Regions from separate parts of the Homo sapiens genome. Here region 1 is linked to region 2. Evidence: read pairs that join two places in POLR2A ChIA-PET (ENCODE). Cell type or tissue: OCI-LY7. All regions are shown on one strand. Each heading gives the region's core, and the rest is flanking DNA. Links, peaks and the distances in the headings are about the cores only. Region 1 overlaps KLF12 (KLF transcription factor 12). Region 2 overlaps KLF12 (KLF transcription factor 12).

Region 1 (8,000 bases), core at 1-8,000, 110 kb after region 2:
CAATATTAATATAACAACTAAGGAAATCTCTCTGGCCCCATTCTTAGACATGGCCAATGAGGATCTACTAAATTAGCCTCAGAAGTCTCCAAAGTAACTACAATTACCCAAATTAATATGGTGACTTAACTTTCAACAGGGAACTAGAAGACAGAGTTTTATCCTTGGCTCTACATCAGATTGGCTGGATAAGATCTTTAGATTTTGCATTCCTTCACAAAAACAAAGAGTGACCCCTGTATCAAGAACAAAATATTTCACAATATGAACTGAAATATAAACCTGTTTATATTTTATTAATTTTGTTAGAAAAAAGTGACATAAAATTTAATATATCCTTGTGGTTGTTCCATCTAGTTTCTGTGAAGAACAATAAAAATGATCACAAGTTATGTAAATAAATTGCTAAAGAAACGAGGGAAGGGTGCTCTTTATAAAAAATTAAAAGATACGCTGGGCAGTAGGGCAAGAAACACAGGTTTAAACGTTGGATCCTTTCTAGAAGATCGTACTGTTGATTCACAGGAATAAAAGAGGGAATTGGTTTTAGAAGACAGGAGATATGCAGAAAAGCAAACCACAAATTCACTTCTTTTCGCACATGCAGTTTTGTTGCACCGTCTATATCTGTGCTGTCTGGGTAGCCACTTGTTGCAACTACTGAGCAGCTGAGACATGACTAGTCCAAATTTAGATGTATGCAAAAAGCATATTGGATTTTGAAGACTTAGTATAAAAAATAGAATTTAGCATGTCTCATAATTTTTGAATTAATTACATGTTGAATGGTATTTTGATTACACTGGGTTAATTTTTTTTAACTTTTTTTTTTTCTTTTGAGACACAGTCTCACTCTGTCGCCCAGGCTGGAGTGCAGTGGTGCGATCTCGGCTCACTGCAGCCTCCGCCTCCTGGGTTCAAGTGATTCTACTGCCTCAACCTCCCGAGTAGCTGGGATACAGGCACACACCACCATGCCTGGCTAATTTTTGTATATTTAGTAGAGACAGGGTTTCACCATGTTGACCAGGCTGGACTTGAACTCCTGACATAAGGTGATCTGCCCGCCTCAGCCTCCCAAAGTGCTGGAATTACAGGCGTGAGCCACTGTGCCCAGCCAATTTTTTTTTTTAAACTTGTAAAATGTCTACTAGAAAACAAAAATCATAACTTCTTTTAGTGTCTACTAGAGTACTGAAGATTACATATGTGGATTGTATTCTATATCTCTTGGACAAAGCTGTTCTACATTATCATGTCAGTGGCTCTCACACTGAATTGGTACCATGATCTTACCTGTAGTTTCCACCCAATCTTTCTGGAAATTGAAAGGTGGCGGGGAGTGGGAAGTTTTGAATGTCATAAAATTGGAAGAATGCCACTTTCCTTTATCACCCAGAAGCTAGAGATGTTAAAAGTCCTTAGCGTATGAGTCAGTCCCAAACAACGAACTGCTCTATCCACAATCTCAGGTGTGCCCCAACTGGAAAACACGAAGGTGATCTCATCTGCTAGGCAGACTTCAGCAACTAATTGCTGAAACCTAACTTTGTATCTTTAGCACTGGCCTCTTTATCCCCGAAGATCCAGAACTATATTCCAACTGACCCCTTAACATCTCCAACTGGACATTCCATGGGGATGGCACAACTAACAAATCCAAACCAAGTTCAGCATCTCTGACCTCCACACCCCCCTTCCAAAAAAAAACGCAGGCAAGAAAGACACATCTTGCTCCGCATCATGAATTTTCCATCAAGGAATGACATCATCATTGACACAACCCTATTTCTCAGGCTAGCAACTGTTCCCTTGCTACCCCACATAAAACTTGTTACCACAATTCTTGGCCAGTCACAGCCGGCCTTTTCTCTCTATTCCAATTGTCATTGTCCCATATATGATGGTATTTTCTTTCATCCCACCACCAAAGACATTTTGGGACAGAGGGAAATTGTTCCTCTATGTCTACAGCTTAACTAATTTAACCAGCATCAGAGGAAAATCTTGGCAATTGTTGATGCTAGATAAAATGTAAGGTCATAAGGAAGCCTTAGAAAATATGTCTGCATTTTATATAAAATATATATTATTTATATTAGATATATTAAAGGAGAAATGAAGTCTACTAGTAGATAAGGATAAGTGACTTACATAGCAGTTAAAAGTATTATATATAATTAGATGTGTTTAAATATAGTACATGTATATGGTAATGTACTACATATGTAAAATTATATATCTCATGTAATATATTTACATATGAAGTGATTCTCATTATGGTTATTTCAGGCAAATATAAAGAGACATTTTAGGAACCTTATTTCTCAACACATTATCAGGTAAATGCTGTATAAAAACAAAGATATTGCTTCTAGATTTTAAAAGGGCAATGCATAATAAAACTTTATTTTGCTCCTAATAGTTTAGTCTGAAAGATCAGACGATGGCAAACCACCACCACCTTTTGAAAGTTAAAATTGCGGGATCAACAGCCTCAAATACCGCAAAATGCAAGCTTTTTTTGTTTTACCATTAACTTGAAACCCTACTAAACTCCCTGAAAAAAACTGGAGATACATAAATAGATGAGAAACATCAGGCCTACAGGCATCCTGGAAAAATAACAATATTCACAGCCAATGTGAGTCTCAAAAAGTGACTGAACAATCGACCTGCTTCCAGTATTAAAAATAATAATTGAAATCAATCTAATGTCAAACAATTGAGAACTAGATGAATAGATTATGAGACATTCAAACCACCAAATATTTATATATTAAATATGTAGCTCTTTGTCTTGATATAAATGACGAATCACAAAGAAGTGAAAAAAACAGTATGTTCCTATAACTTTAAAAATAATGCATATGAGACAGAAAAAGCATGCTAAAATGATAAACACTCAAAATTGGAGCTGATAGAACATGGAGTGAGATTTTTCACTTGCTTTGACATGTTTTCTCACTTTTTAAAATAATTTTAAATGTTATCTATACAATTAAAATAAATGCTTGACAGTTCAAAATGTGAGGCAAAAAAAGAGTCAAGTGGGCTAAAAAAAAGAAGAGCCAATGGTTGGGATAAAAAAAACAAAGTTCCTATACAGGTTAGCAATCATAAAGTGTAAAAGAGTCATTTTGGTTCTCTAACCAGCAATGTGCACATACATACAAACACATACACACTGTCCCATATATACTCATGTTACAGTTACAATTTAACTAATACAAAACTTAAAAATATGCAGCTGAAACTGAAACAATGTATTGTCTAAGTTATATTTGTAACTGATATGCTGAATCTGTTATACAGCTTGAACTGCACTATCAAAACGTTTGCAAATATTTTCATTATGCAGAGATCTATGTTATACTGTTAACTCATCTGAGAATGATATGTTTTTTATGTTCTAGGGAGTTCCTTGACAATAGACAAATGGACACATTATACTATTATCTTGTGCTAAGTATTTAGCATCCTTAAAAAAGAAATTATTGGCCAAATACTTTAATTTTATTTATTTATTTATTTATTTTTTAACTACAGGGAGTAGCCAGTGAGTGTACTTTTAAAGATCTTACTCATAGGAGAAATAAATCTTTCCTGGTTCTGTCTGGGGAAAGTACACAAGAACAAAAAGATTTACACTTGTCAGATTTTTGAATAAAACATACTATCTTATAATCACAACAATTAGATTCTGCCCTCCTTTGAGCCTTTAATCATGATAGCCACATTCTCAGATTATATAACAATATTGGAAATGTTTTTTGAGAAAATTCCTAGAGAGTTATTATGAAGAGGACTGTGTTCTCACTAACAATGCATTTTTGGAAGAACTAAAAATATCCTCTGGGTATTTTCTTAAAAAAATCTTTCCGGTTTCCTGCCTAGCATGTAAGAAGCTTAGAAGTAGCCACTCCATCCTAACAAGTGAGAAGCTGAACAAACCGAAAAAATCAACAACTCTTCTCAGATCTGTTAGAGAAGTCACAGGCAAATACAGTCCCGAAATTGGAGACAAAGATGGAAGACACAGAGAAACAGAACTTACCAGGGAAGAAAACTCTGTGAGAACCAGTATTCAGGCAGGAAACCCCAAATTGTAATTGACGGATTGCTAGGGACTCAGAGTGGACAACTCTAGGAGTTAAAAACTCCAGGGGGACCAAGTCACAGGGGGCTCCTGACATGTGTACAGTAAAATCTGCAATCTTACCTAAATTTAATAAAACTTAAGGAGTGTGTGTTATAATGAGACTTTAGGGCAACAGACACCTTACCAAACAAGACAAAGATGGCAAGTTAGCATATGAAAAGATGTTCAACACCATACATCATTAGGGAATTGCAAATTAAAACAACGAGATGCCATTACACAACTATTAGAATGGCCAAAATCCAAAACACTAACATCAGCAAATGTAGGGGAGGATGTGGAGCAACAGGAACTCTCATTTCTGGTAGAAATGCAAAATGGGCAGCCACTTTGGATGACAGTTTATTAGCTTCTTACAAAACTAAATATATTCTTACCATAAGATCACACTGTCACTGTCTTTGGAATTTACTCAAATGAACTGAAATTATGTCCATGCAACCTTTATAGCAGCATTATTCATAATCCCCAAGGCTTGGAAGCAATCAAAATGTCCTTCATTAGGTGAATGGATAAACTGTGGTACATCCAGACAATGGAATATTAATCAGCAATAGAAAGAAATTAGTTATCAAGCCATGAAAAGACATGCAGGAACCTTACATGCATATTACTGAGTGAAAAATAAATTTAAAAAGCCAGTCTGAAAAGGTAATATCCTATATGATTTCAACTCTATGACATTTTGGAAAAGGCAAAACTACTGACACAGTAAAATGATCAAGAGATGCCAGGTCTTAAGGGGAAGGAAAAGATAAACAGGAAGGGCATAGAAGATTTCTAGAACAATAAAACTATTTTTATGAGACTATGATAGTGAATACACATCAATATGCACTTGTCAAAACCCACAGAATGTACACAAAGAGTAAGCCCTATTGCAGACTATGGACTTCGAATCACAATGATGTGTCAACGTAGGTTCATCCATTGTAACAAATGTACCACTGTCGTGCAGGATGCTGAAATTTTTAAGGAGGTTGCGTATGTGTAGGGATGAGGGGTAGATGGGAACTCTCTGTACTTTCTGCTCAATTTTGCTGTGCATTCAAAATTCTAAAAATAAAGTGTATTTTAAAAATCTCTTCGCAAGTTTAATCACAAATTCTACTTTTTAAAATTCAAAAACAAAAAGAATATACTCTGTACCATGGTCTCCAAAAAAAGCAGTTAAAAATAAATGGACAATTCGATAATGCATTTCCTAACTCACTTCAGGGGTACTATAATTAATATTTAGACATATGTAAAAACACTAGTGCCTAAAAGTAACCACGATTGCCAAGTCTATAAAATTATAAAAAGTAGCAAGGTGCTATCTCAAGAGTTTTGAAGAAACAGACCATTCTCTCACACAATTTTATATTACTTAAGCATACTTGTAACAGAGATTCAAACATAATTCTATCACCCCACATTACTTTTTAGCATTTTGTCAACACCAATAGAAGGGATTGGTTAATAATTTGAAATACCAGGCAACATGGGCAAATATATCATTCTGCATTTAATCATTTTTCCCCTAGCAGTAAAGAAAATTGCTATCTGGTATACTTATTAAATAAAAGATTAAAATACAATTAAATAAAGCATAGTCATTTTGTGCCAGAAGATGTAAGAATATGTGTGTTCTATTGGGATAGAAAAATCAAAGTTTCTATACAGGTTAACAATCATAAAGTATAAGAGAGTCATTTATACACACACACACACACACACACACACACACACACACGTATATATGCTGAAGTATAGTACTTCAGTATACACACACACACACACACACTCGGAATTATTTGTATGTCCCTGAAAAACATCCAGTGGGAAAAACCATCGCAGGCATTGAGACACAGCACTCTGCCTCAACTAACCTTAACTTTTCTATTTATTTTCAATTTTAGAATGGATTATATAAACGTTAAAAAATGGTTTTAGGTTTTACTACTTCCAACAATTAGGACAAGTCATTCAACAATGTTTTTGGAACATCTGTTTATATCAACTACCTTTTAAGTTAAAAAGTTTTCGGAAAAATAACTCCAATTTTCTATATGGAAAAGTTTCGTATATAATTTAGTACTCGTATGACGCTAATAATGCCAATGGATAAATCTTTCATTTTCAATACTAACTTCAGAAAATCTTAATATTTTGACATAGAAAATAAGTTGTCAAGGAGAAGCAGAAATATTTATCTAAATGTAATTACTTGAAAAAACATTGTTTATATTTATGCAAGCTACTAATTTTAAATAAGAAATCATGTACAGCTTGGATGCTAAAGTCTGATTGATTGGTTCAGAAATGCAAACACCCAAAAGAACTGGCAAAAAGATTGTGCCCCTCAATAACAGATGAGAAGAAAACCTAGCACTATGGGATTATGAGGTGGAACTTAAGCAAGAACAGTCTCTGAGGTTCAACTCATGCGTTTGTTTCTACAATTTATTACCAGTGAAATCAACAAATGGGGAAGCTAGCTTGAAAGTACTGACAGATTCCTTCTGAAGTATTGTGACAAATGTCTAATTTTATACCATTCATGACCTTCCATCCAAATAGTGGGCAATGGAAAAGTAATATGTGTGACAGTATAACTAGTAAGAGAAAACCCAGGTACCCTGTACTTTCACACACCCACACCAACTACAGCCATGGATGCAGAGACATAAAGAGTCCACAAGAAAACACAAATATTAATAAGTAGGTCCATGCAACAGTGAGCATCTTACTGGCTCCTACCCACAATTCATTGATCTTTGCATCTCCCATTGTTTACAGAATAGCTCACAGAACACAGAAGCTCAAAACAGCCTACCCAGGTTTTTTTCCAGGTTATTGGACATTGACAATAGCAAAACCACCGCTCAATTTCAGAAACACTCTATAAGAATCTTAGGTCAGCCGAGCACGGTGGCTCATGCCTGTAATCCCAGCACTTCGGGAGGCCAAGGCGGGTGGATCACGAGGTCAGGAGATCAAGACCATCCTGGCTAACATGGTGAAACTCCGTCTCTACTTAAAAAAAAAAAAAAAAAATCTAAGGTCATTCTAGTTTTAGTGTATACCCGAAAGCTTTTTGGACCCCCCAATTCTTTCAAAAAGGTATCAGAAGCTGGACATGGTGGCTCATGCCTATAAATCCCAGCACTTTGGGAGGTTGAGGTGGGAGGATCACTTGAGCCCAAGTGTTCGAGACTGGCGTGGGTAACATAGTGAGACCTCGTCTTTACTTCAAAAACAAAAAACATGATCAGAATAAATGGCAGGAGGCACATTAAAGAGAATCTGACACATTAAGGTTGATATGAACCTAGCCTATGACATTCCAAGGAAGCCAAAGACAAAACAGGACTGTAAGCAGTGCTTCCCAATTATTTTCACACTATGGAACATGCAAAAAAGGTAGCAGCTCCATTGCATACCGGGGTAAGCAGTTTAGCTTGGCCTTGGCAGGCAGTCCCAAGGGGTAGGGATGCACATCTCAGGTACACTTGTAACCCATCTGTGAGGGATCAGTGTGACTCCAGATACCATAACAGTCAAAAGCCTTTACCTTAGGATCCAATGCCCTCAACATGGCTACTTCACAAACAAAGCTACCATCAACAGCAAAAAAAAATAGTGCTGAGAACTTTATACTTTAATAGGTCAATGCTGCCACCATTAAAAATACATTATCCCATGACAATAATACATATTTCAGACGAATAATACATATTTCAGACTAAAGACTTTGGGGCAAAATATTTTAATGTCAAGTCTCCATAAGAAATATTTTATTCTAAAAGCACTTTATTTTGATGGCTCATTTCTTCATTCTTCCATCGGACCTAAC
Region 2 (9,137 bases), core at 437-8,436:
TGTTGTTCACATTTCCAGGTGACCTTACAGCTGTGTAGACAACAGGCACCGACTGTACCACCACGGGGATGCGGTGAACATGACTCAGTTTGTTAGACTGTAAATTCATGGGACTTGAAGGCGGTACGGGATGGATAATGTGCAAAAACTGCTGGCCTCCAACACCAGATGCAGAGGCCACAAGGGGCCCTGGAGTTAATACTGTTGACGAAGATGACGCTGAAGATACTGATGTGATAACAGTTGGGGATGAGGCTAGACGACTAGAAGACGATGAAGAGGTTGAAGTTGAAGAAGGTGAGGAGGCAGATGCTGTCATGGAAACTGGGGAGGATGAAACGGCAGTAGGGGACGTCCTGGCTTTGTTTATTGACAAGTCCACTGGCTCAGTTTGTGTTTGGAAGTGATCTACAGATAACGAGTCCTCCGGGGGCTCCCCTTTCACATTATTTAGCAACAGGGGAACGGCTTCCATATCGGGATAGTTGTGGACGTTTGGAGACTGTGGGGAGAAAAATGGAACATATATTTATCTTTGTTTATCACACATTTTATCGATGCATGGCTTACCACTTGAACGTTTATTACTTTTTCTCTTATTGCTATGGGACATTTATTCGTTCTCCAAATATCTGAAGGATTGCTCAGAGACAGTCACTGTGATTAAAACTGAGGGCATAAGAGTACAAAACAGAATAAGGCCTCTACCATAAAGACATTTTCATTCCATTGGGACAGATAGACAATTATTAAAATACTATGAAATCAGTGCTCTATGAAGGAGAAAAGAGGCCATATGAATCTCTAGGATTCTAACCCTTACTCAACACTATCACAATACGGAAACATATTACCTGGCAACAATAGTGGGAAAACTCACTATGACATTTCTACTTTCATACTTGTTGCAAGAGTTACCATACCATACTCAGTATATTCTGAGCATTAAAAAAGGGCATAAAGTTCTTCAACCTCCCACACCTGATCACTAATTTATTAAATGGAAGTCATTTCTAATAATTAGCTAACTCTTCTCAAAATAATGTGCACAACTACAAGTGACATTTTAGGAAATAATAATTTAAGAAAAACTTATCCTGAAAATTATAATTTGTCTATGAATTTTCATTTAATCTGAAATAATGATGATAATGTTGTTCAAGTTCACCTGCACTCTTTTAAGTTTTAATGAGCAAAATTTGATAATAATAGACTCCAAGATTTTACCCAGACTAATGTGATCAGCATGCTATTATTTGCATGAATATAATTTTACTCATATATCTATTCATTCATAAATTCAACAAACATTTATGAAATGTCTGCTTGCAAGTCCCCAAATGGCATAAGAGTACTATTAGTGGTGTCAGTCTAGACTAAAAAGAGAGAATTAGACTCTACTGATTATTTTGGTTACATCTGTTTGGCCAGGTTAACATAGACATTATTTTCCCATTTATGAGGAACAAAAACTTTTTTTCACTTTTTATGGATCAGAACAATACCTAAAATTATATTAAATTGGTTCATTTTGTTCCTCATTTAATAAAAGATTTTGGTGTGCTATTCCCCCTAAAACTTCGGCATACATTTAAAGGAATGAAACATGTTTCCTAAAGCCTTTTTAAAATAGAATATAAATTACAGCTCCATTCAAAACATACAATAGGCAGTAGCACACGGGCATTTTACTCAGCAACTGAGAAAAGAAAGAAAATAAATCAGTAATGGTACCAGATCAACTAAAATAGGAAATGGGTTGATGTTTTAATGCTGTTTTTCCTTTTTCTTAGCTAACATGGTTACTTACCTATAAAAACAAATGACTTAGAAACAATTAAAATGAGTCATCTAAAATATCTACTGTATGAAATTCTAAATGACAAGATTTTCAGTTTATGTGCTGAAATTGAGAAATAAATTTTTAATCTTTTCAAAGACATTTAAAAAACAAAGAAAAAACAAACACCATAAATTGAACTGCTTTGATAAAAGCTATTAGCATTATCTACTCTTGTAACTAGAACAGTATTTCAATTTCAGCATTATCATTTTATTTCTTTGTAGAATAATGCAAAATGTTTCTTATTACTATATTATACCCACATAGAAATTCTTTGCTTAGGTTGCTTTCATAAAAGACATCAACTAGTTTGTCATTAAAAGATAAAACATATCAGTAAGCACATATTATTAAACACCACTAGTTTGACTTTAAATATAGTCTAGGTAAGTTTTTCTCCTTTTACCGTATCAACATATCAAAAATTCTTATTTTAGAGAGAGTGATTACTTCCACCACAAATTTTTCTCCTCCTGTCTACTTAGACACAAGATTCCTACATACATTTACAAATCAAGGAGTAAAGAGTACATCACTGCAGAAATGTTCTATAATGTAAATGAAAGTTGACTGGGTAGACAGACAATACAGGAGGGGGAGCTGATAAATGCGGACCTTATCTGTAAGGAGATTGCTTGTGAGGCACCAAGTTTTACTGAGCTTTGCAGACTGCTTAGTCTTCTCTAAATTATCTTTGTTTATCACACAAGTCTACCTCTTGTGGGTATCTTCTTAATCTCTTACTGAGGAAAATATTTACCTCTTAAGAAGTTTCATAACAACATCTTGTTGCTATGAACAACAGGGTTATACCTCATAAATAATATTAGCTATATATTATATATAATATATATAACATATATATAGCATATTATATATAATACATATAGCATATATAATATATAGCTATATATTTTAGCTAATGCATATTAGCTTTCATTAGAAACTTGTGAAGCCAAATATTAAGAGCCCCTAGGTACTTTGAGACACTTAAGAATTACATGGCTTTTGCATGAGCTCAAACCAGAATATAGAAAAGGCTCACAAAAATAAGGAAGAATAAACCAAACTTTGGGACCAAAGAAATCTTATTGAGAACCTTCTACAAATTACACATGAATTTGTAAAATCACAGAGACAGACGCTGGTCCTTTTTCATATGTGGCAGCTGAAATGCAGCTAGCACACTCAAAAATAATGCTTCATCAGTATAAACAGGACAAAATCCTTCTTGTACCATTCATCTGTTTACAGCGTTGACACAGCAGCATATCCTGACAGCCGACACTAATCTCTTATGCAATGATTATGGTGCAGGTAAAGTCATCCATAATTGCAGCTTCAGATTACACAGACATATCTGTAAAGCCAGAAGTACTGCAAAAATATGGTCTCAAAACAGCTATGGCACATACTTGTGTTCCTCCTTTTAGGGAAGAAAAACGACCCAAAAGTCTTACTCCTGAAATCATCATTAGAAATTCATTTCTTTACTTTTAGGAAATGGAAAATCAAAAGCATTGGTTTTGTGGTGCACACCTGTAATCCGAGCTACTCAGGAAGGTGAGGCAGAAGAATCGCTTGAACCCAGGAGGTGGAGGCTGCAGTGAGCCAAGATCATGCCACTGCTCTCCAGCTTGGGCAACAGAGGGAGACTCCATAAAAAAAAAAAAAAAAAAAAAAAAAGCATTGGTTCTGAGATTTGCATCTGTAAATGTGTGGTTGTGCTGACAGGAAGGGAGCACTACAAATGGCCACAAGGGGGAACGAAGGCTGAGGAGATACAAAGGAAAGAATCCCAAGTAAGAAATACTTAGAATAGTGAAAATTAAATGAAAGGATTACAAGTATTAGAGAAAGCGAGAGGAGATACGGGGTATGCCACTCAGGAACCAGCCTCAAAGGGGATAAGAACACTGAAAAGAGGAGAAACAACAAAGAAAGGTCGTAAGTTTTAAGCACAAGGAAGAGACACTTCTGCAAAAAGGACAAAGAATTCCATACTAACATTTTGCCCTTGTTTAGTAACTCCTCAATTCTTGATTCATTAATGAATTCTCATGGCAGTGTCAACTAAGTGGGGTTTTTTTGTTTGTTTTTAAATAAAAGCCCATCATGATCTTTGCCTGGGAGTGGTGACTATAGCTGAATTTTTGCTGTTGATGTCCCTGGTATGAAAGATAGAAGACTTACTGTATTCATATTCATGCTAAAACCCTCCTTCTAACAACATGAAGATTGTATAAGAACACTGGATTTTTGTCAAAGAGGAGAGTAATTTCATTTTCCAAAAGATTATATAATATTCCTTGAAAAGGTACACTGTAAAACTTAAATTTTTATAATACATATTAAATAATTGCACAAATACACACAAAAGGCCAGAAAAGTAAATGGAACAATATACTTCATTAAAAACAATGTGTGTGAAAACCTAAAGATAAACATAAGGATTATGCTGTCACATTGTCTTTTCTCCAAAAGTCTCAAAGCCAGTTTTACTCACATTAACCCACTTGATAAAATATTACATATAACATTCCAGTGAACATGTTTTTTTTGAGTGATCTGGAAATTACATTTGAGGTTTTCTAATCAGATAACTTTTTTTTCCTGAATAAACATCTTAAAATGTAATTTCAGCTTTAGGCATTTTGTTGAATGAATGTCAAATGAATCTAAAACCTCCTACTTGTTAGTTCCCAGAGTACTAGATGTGTTTCCTACAGTTATCTATTGCTATCAACTGAATTTTATTACAGTCTGTCTGTGAACAAAACAATTTTAAATGATGGTCGTATATTTTAATCACCTGGAATTTAAAAAGAAAGAAAAATATGTCCGGATACTACTCTATCTTTGGAAACCCCTCCAGGGATTTTTCTGTGTAGTCAGAGCTGAGGAGCAATGCATAATATTCTACTAAATGTCGTTCAAGATTCACATGCTCTTTCCTCTTTAGTAACACCAGCAATGTTTAGAGATGGGGCTGACATACATGGGCATTCACACGTACACACAAGATGGTCCCAGCTATCTATCTATCCTTTCAGTCATCGGTCATTTAAATAAATTATGTTCCATTTTACTTTTACAAATGTGTTGAGAAATAATTTCATGGCAATTTTTAGAAAAGATTATAAAGTAACTTGCCTAACATTACATAGCTCATGGCTTAACTGTCACAAGAATCTTTGTTTTGTATCCTGTTGTGTGATATTATACAAAGAAAATTTTATTTGGACACAAAAGACTTAGATTCATCACCAATCCTTGTTGTTTATTAGCTGTGCGATCTTGGTATCATCACGAAAATTCTCTAGGTCTTAGCTTATCCATCTATAAAAGTGTGATGTTAATTCCAAACTCATACAACGGTTGTGAAGATTGGGTTAATGGCATTAAGTGCTTTTTAAGTAATACTGAGAAATGAGAGAGACAAGCAAATGAGCAGAACTTCCTCCGGTTAGAACTAAAAATTCCAAACAGAACTTACTCTATTACTAAAACTATCTCAGGAGGAACTTGACTCACTGAATGTAGCGTAAGATATATTCTGACACAGAATCTCATAAATACAGTCATTGCGGAGGCACAGTGTTTACTGAACCAAATAAATACATGTTACAAAAAGCTGAACAAGTCATCTTTAGGGATCTCTTATGATTATTTAGAAACAATTTTCTCTTAAAATATAGACAACTGTCATTTGATACTTTTTTTTCCTCTACTTTCTAGCTGAGTTAGATTGGCCCACAGGAAGATCATGTAACAGTTGATGGAATACATTTTAACTGACTGGCCTGATTTCTTAATTCCACAGTATAAATAACTTAAATCAATCCACACTTCAGTGTGCATCCATTATGACAATAATATAACAAATAGATTCAAATAATTGCTTTGGGATGTTGGTCATTCTTTAGCAGTCTTATTATGAGACAATACAGGAGCATATTTGTTTCTTGTGTCTTGGTAGAAAATTAGTTTACATAAATTTCACTGTGTGACTTAGTGATTAATTGAACATGTACCTTTTATAGGAAGTGCTTAAAGAAATTTACTCTATTTCACATTAAAAAGGAATTAAACTAAATCTATGACTCCACATCCTTGGAGCTTTTAGGTTACGCTGCATTATTTTAAAGACTAGTATATTTTAGGTGAAGAGCCAAATTCCTTTTGAACATGAAGTGCACAGTAGGTACATGGCTTAGTTTTGGTGCCTGGGTTTCCCTTAGTAAATACAATTTTTTATTAGTAGTAAATGAAATGGTTTTAAGAGATGAGCACCATTCTTAAAAGAAGCATCCCGCAACTCTGGCTATTTCTGCTACAAGTATAAAAGTCACCACACATCCATTTGTGAATGGAGTATGCATTTCACTTTCCTCTATTCTTTTGTATTACTAAAAAGGGAAGCCTATTTTTCAATATTTGTCTTGCATGAGCCCCCATGGTCATAATTTACCTTGCTTTCAGCTCAGTGATTCTTCTTTACATGTTCAAGGGCAAACTCTTAAACATAAATGCCGTAAAAGTGTGAATTTATAAAACTGACAAAAACGTAAAGCAAAGTATACTAAAGAAAGATAAATTGTACTTCCTCTAAAAGTACAGATGACAGAGTAAAAGGAAACAAGTAGAAATATCCTACACTGATAACCTGGAATTTGGTTTGAATGAGTTATCTACTGCATGCAAGGGGAAGATATTTGAATAAATATTTAATTCAACTGCCTTATATCAATATGTCAATTGTCAGTTTAAGAAATGATTGATTCCGGCCAGGCACGGTGACTCACGCCTGTAATCCCAACATTTTGGGAGGCTGAGGCGGCGGATCACTTGAGGTTAGGAGTTCAAGACCAGCCCAACATAGTGAAACCCAGTCTCTACTAAAAATACAAAAATTAGCCGGGCGTGGTGGCGCGTGCCTGTAATCTCAGCTACTGGGGAAGCTGAGGCAGGAGAATCACTTGAACCCAGGAGGCAGAGGTTGTGGTGAGCCGAGATCGTGCCACTGCACTCCAGCCTGGGTGACAGAGCGAGACTCCATCTCAAAGCAAAACAAAACAAAACAGAAATGATTGATTCCTTAAGAAAATTTGAAGTCTATACATCAAATAATGTACTCTCTGTGCTTTTACATTTATGTTTTTTTTTTTTTTTTGAGACGGAGTCTTGGTCTGTCGCCCAGGCTGGAGTGCAGTGGCGCGATCTCAGCTCATTGCAAGCTCCGCCTGCCGGGTTCATGCCATTCTCCTGCCTCAGCCTCCCAAGTAGCTGGGACTACAGGCGCCCGCCACCATGCGGCTAATTTTTTGTATTATTAGTAGAGATAGGGTTTCACCGTGTTAGCCAGGATGGTCTCGATCTCCTGACCTCGTGATCCGCCTCCCTCGGCCTCCCAAAGTGCTGGGATTACAGGCGTGAGCCTACATTTTTAATGCTTTTTTACATATGAATTGAATTGAAAATGCTAACCTTTAAAATGTGTTCAATACACACATTTAAATTTATCCTAAAGTTCTCTTACTTCCTAATAGTTATATTTTTTCATGACCTATTTACCAGGACTTTCATAAATCATATTATTTACCTGAAGCAAATCAGAATCTATGTTTACAGCTGACTGCTACTCTGAAACTCTGGTTTGGCCCATGTGTGTGATGACTTTAGGTTGGTGTGAGTGAGTGAGGAGGAGACAGGGAATTTTGTTCATGCATTCTAAAATTGGTAAGCAGGACAGGCGTGGTGGTTTACACCTGTAATCCTAGCCAAGGCTGAGGCCAGCAGATCATCTGAGGTCAGGAGTTCAAGACCAGCCTGACCAACATGGTGAAACCCTGTCTCTACTAAAAAAATACAAAAATTAGCAGAGTGTGGTGGTGGGCGCCTGTAATCCCAGCTACTAGGGAAGCTGAGGCAGGAGAATCGCTTGAACCTGGGAGGTGAAGGTTGCAGTGAGCTGAGATTGCGCCACTGCACTCCAGCCTGGTCGACAGAGTGAGACCCTGTCTAAAAAAAAAAAAAAAATGGTAAGCAGACATTCCCAAGGACTGAAAACATGGACAAACATTTTTAAACGGGAACATAAATGTGTTCCAGATAAATACACAAACCTTTAGCAAATAGAAGATATTTTCTTTTACCATATAACTAGGGAATATACATCACACTTGTTAGCTTGGAATATGGTGCTCAAGATGTTTTGAATTTTAAATCCTACTTATATGGCCAGAAGAAGTAGTAGTATCACTATAACAGGTCAAAAACGGAAGCTGGATTAAGTCCTATTATCTTGCAATTGTTTTTAAACAACATTTCACAAAGCACACAAAAATGTCTTAAAAATAAAGAGGTAACTATTATAGGGTTATCTTTTCCTCATGATTAGAATTTTGTTCTTTTGGTTTTAAATTAATGTTATTATTCATTGCATGACTTAAAATATTAATTAAAATTTCACTATACTGCCAGAAAAACCTGTTGTATAGACTTTTAGGGGATAAATCTTTATCCTAAACCACAATCTCACTCCAGTGCCTGAGGCAAATGTTCTGTGCTAGATACATATTTTAAAATATGCAATAATGTTTATCATCCTCGAACAGATTAATCTCTGCTACCAGATGGGCCCTGCTTTTGATTCTATAAAATGTTCACCATAAACAGTTATTTCTTACAACAGTATCTCATAGTATTGAAGTATATCAAATTTCAGAGAAAGAAAACTTGACCTCAGAGTGGCTGTAACAGTCAAATGATACATTTAAAAACTCCTACACAGGATAAACATGTAAAGCAAAACTGTAACCTTTTTATGTAAACAAAGGCATATTAGCAAAACAATGGCTTTGCTTTTTGGATAACCCAGTGGTTCCTTTGGTAGTATCCATGGGGGATTGGTTCCAGGACCCCCCTCCACCAAGGATACCAAAACTACAGATGCTCAAATCCGTGATATAAAATGGCACAGTATTTGCATACGGCCTACACAAATCTCCCCATATACTTTAAATTATCTCCACATCACTTATAACATCTAACACAATGTAAATACAATGTGAACAGTTGTCATTTCGTATGTTTTCATTATCTCTCCAATCCTAAAACTTTCAATCTGCAGTTGGTTGAATCCGCAGATGTGGAATCCAGGGATATCGAGGGACAACTGTATATACTTGTCTTCTAATAGAAAACACTTTTAAAGAGAGATACACCACCAGGCCAAGGCAAGACTAATGGTGAAGTGGAGAGAAATCTCTCTTTTCCTACCTCTCCTGGAAAC

What was found. Peaks named below come from ENCODE experiments on the same cell type or tissue, not always from the same donor. Only the 100,000 strongest peaks of a DNase experiment are listed, where the experiment ranks them.
Region 1: POLR2A ChIA-PET joins it to region 2 with 10 read pairs; 3 of 35 experiments call an interaction of 5 or more read pairs at or near these places.

Annotation. Positions count from the first base shown.
Region 1 is chr13:73,957,424-73,965,423 of GRCh38, forward strand. All of the region lies in intron 2 of KLF12 (KLF transcription factor 12), which reads right to left. Among named protein-coding and RNA genes, the nearest start is that of KLF12, 170 kb to the right of the region's middle. RefSeq lists an enhancer at 3,393-3,562. In OCI-LY7, for the core only: no CTCF peak of the experiment used is centred there; a DNase peak (open chromatin) is centred at 3,950.
Region 2 is chr13:73,845,872-73,855,008 of GRCh38, forward strand. It overlaps KLF12 (KLF transcription factor 12), which reads right to left. Exons shown (of 8, transcript NM_001400136.1): 4 at 1-502. Among named protein-coding and RNA genes, the nearest start is that of LINC00393, 190 kb to the left of the region's middle. In OCI-LY7, for the core only: a CTCF peak has its summit at 3,611 (motif pointing right); a DNase peak (open chromatin) is centred at 3,590.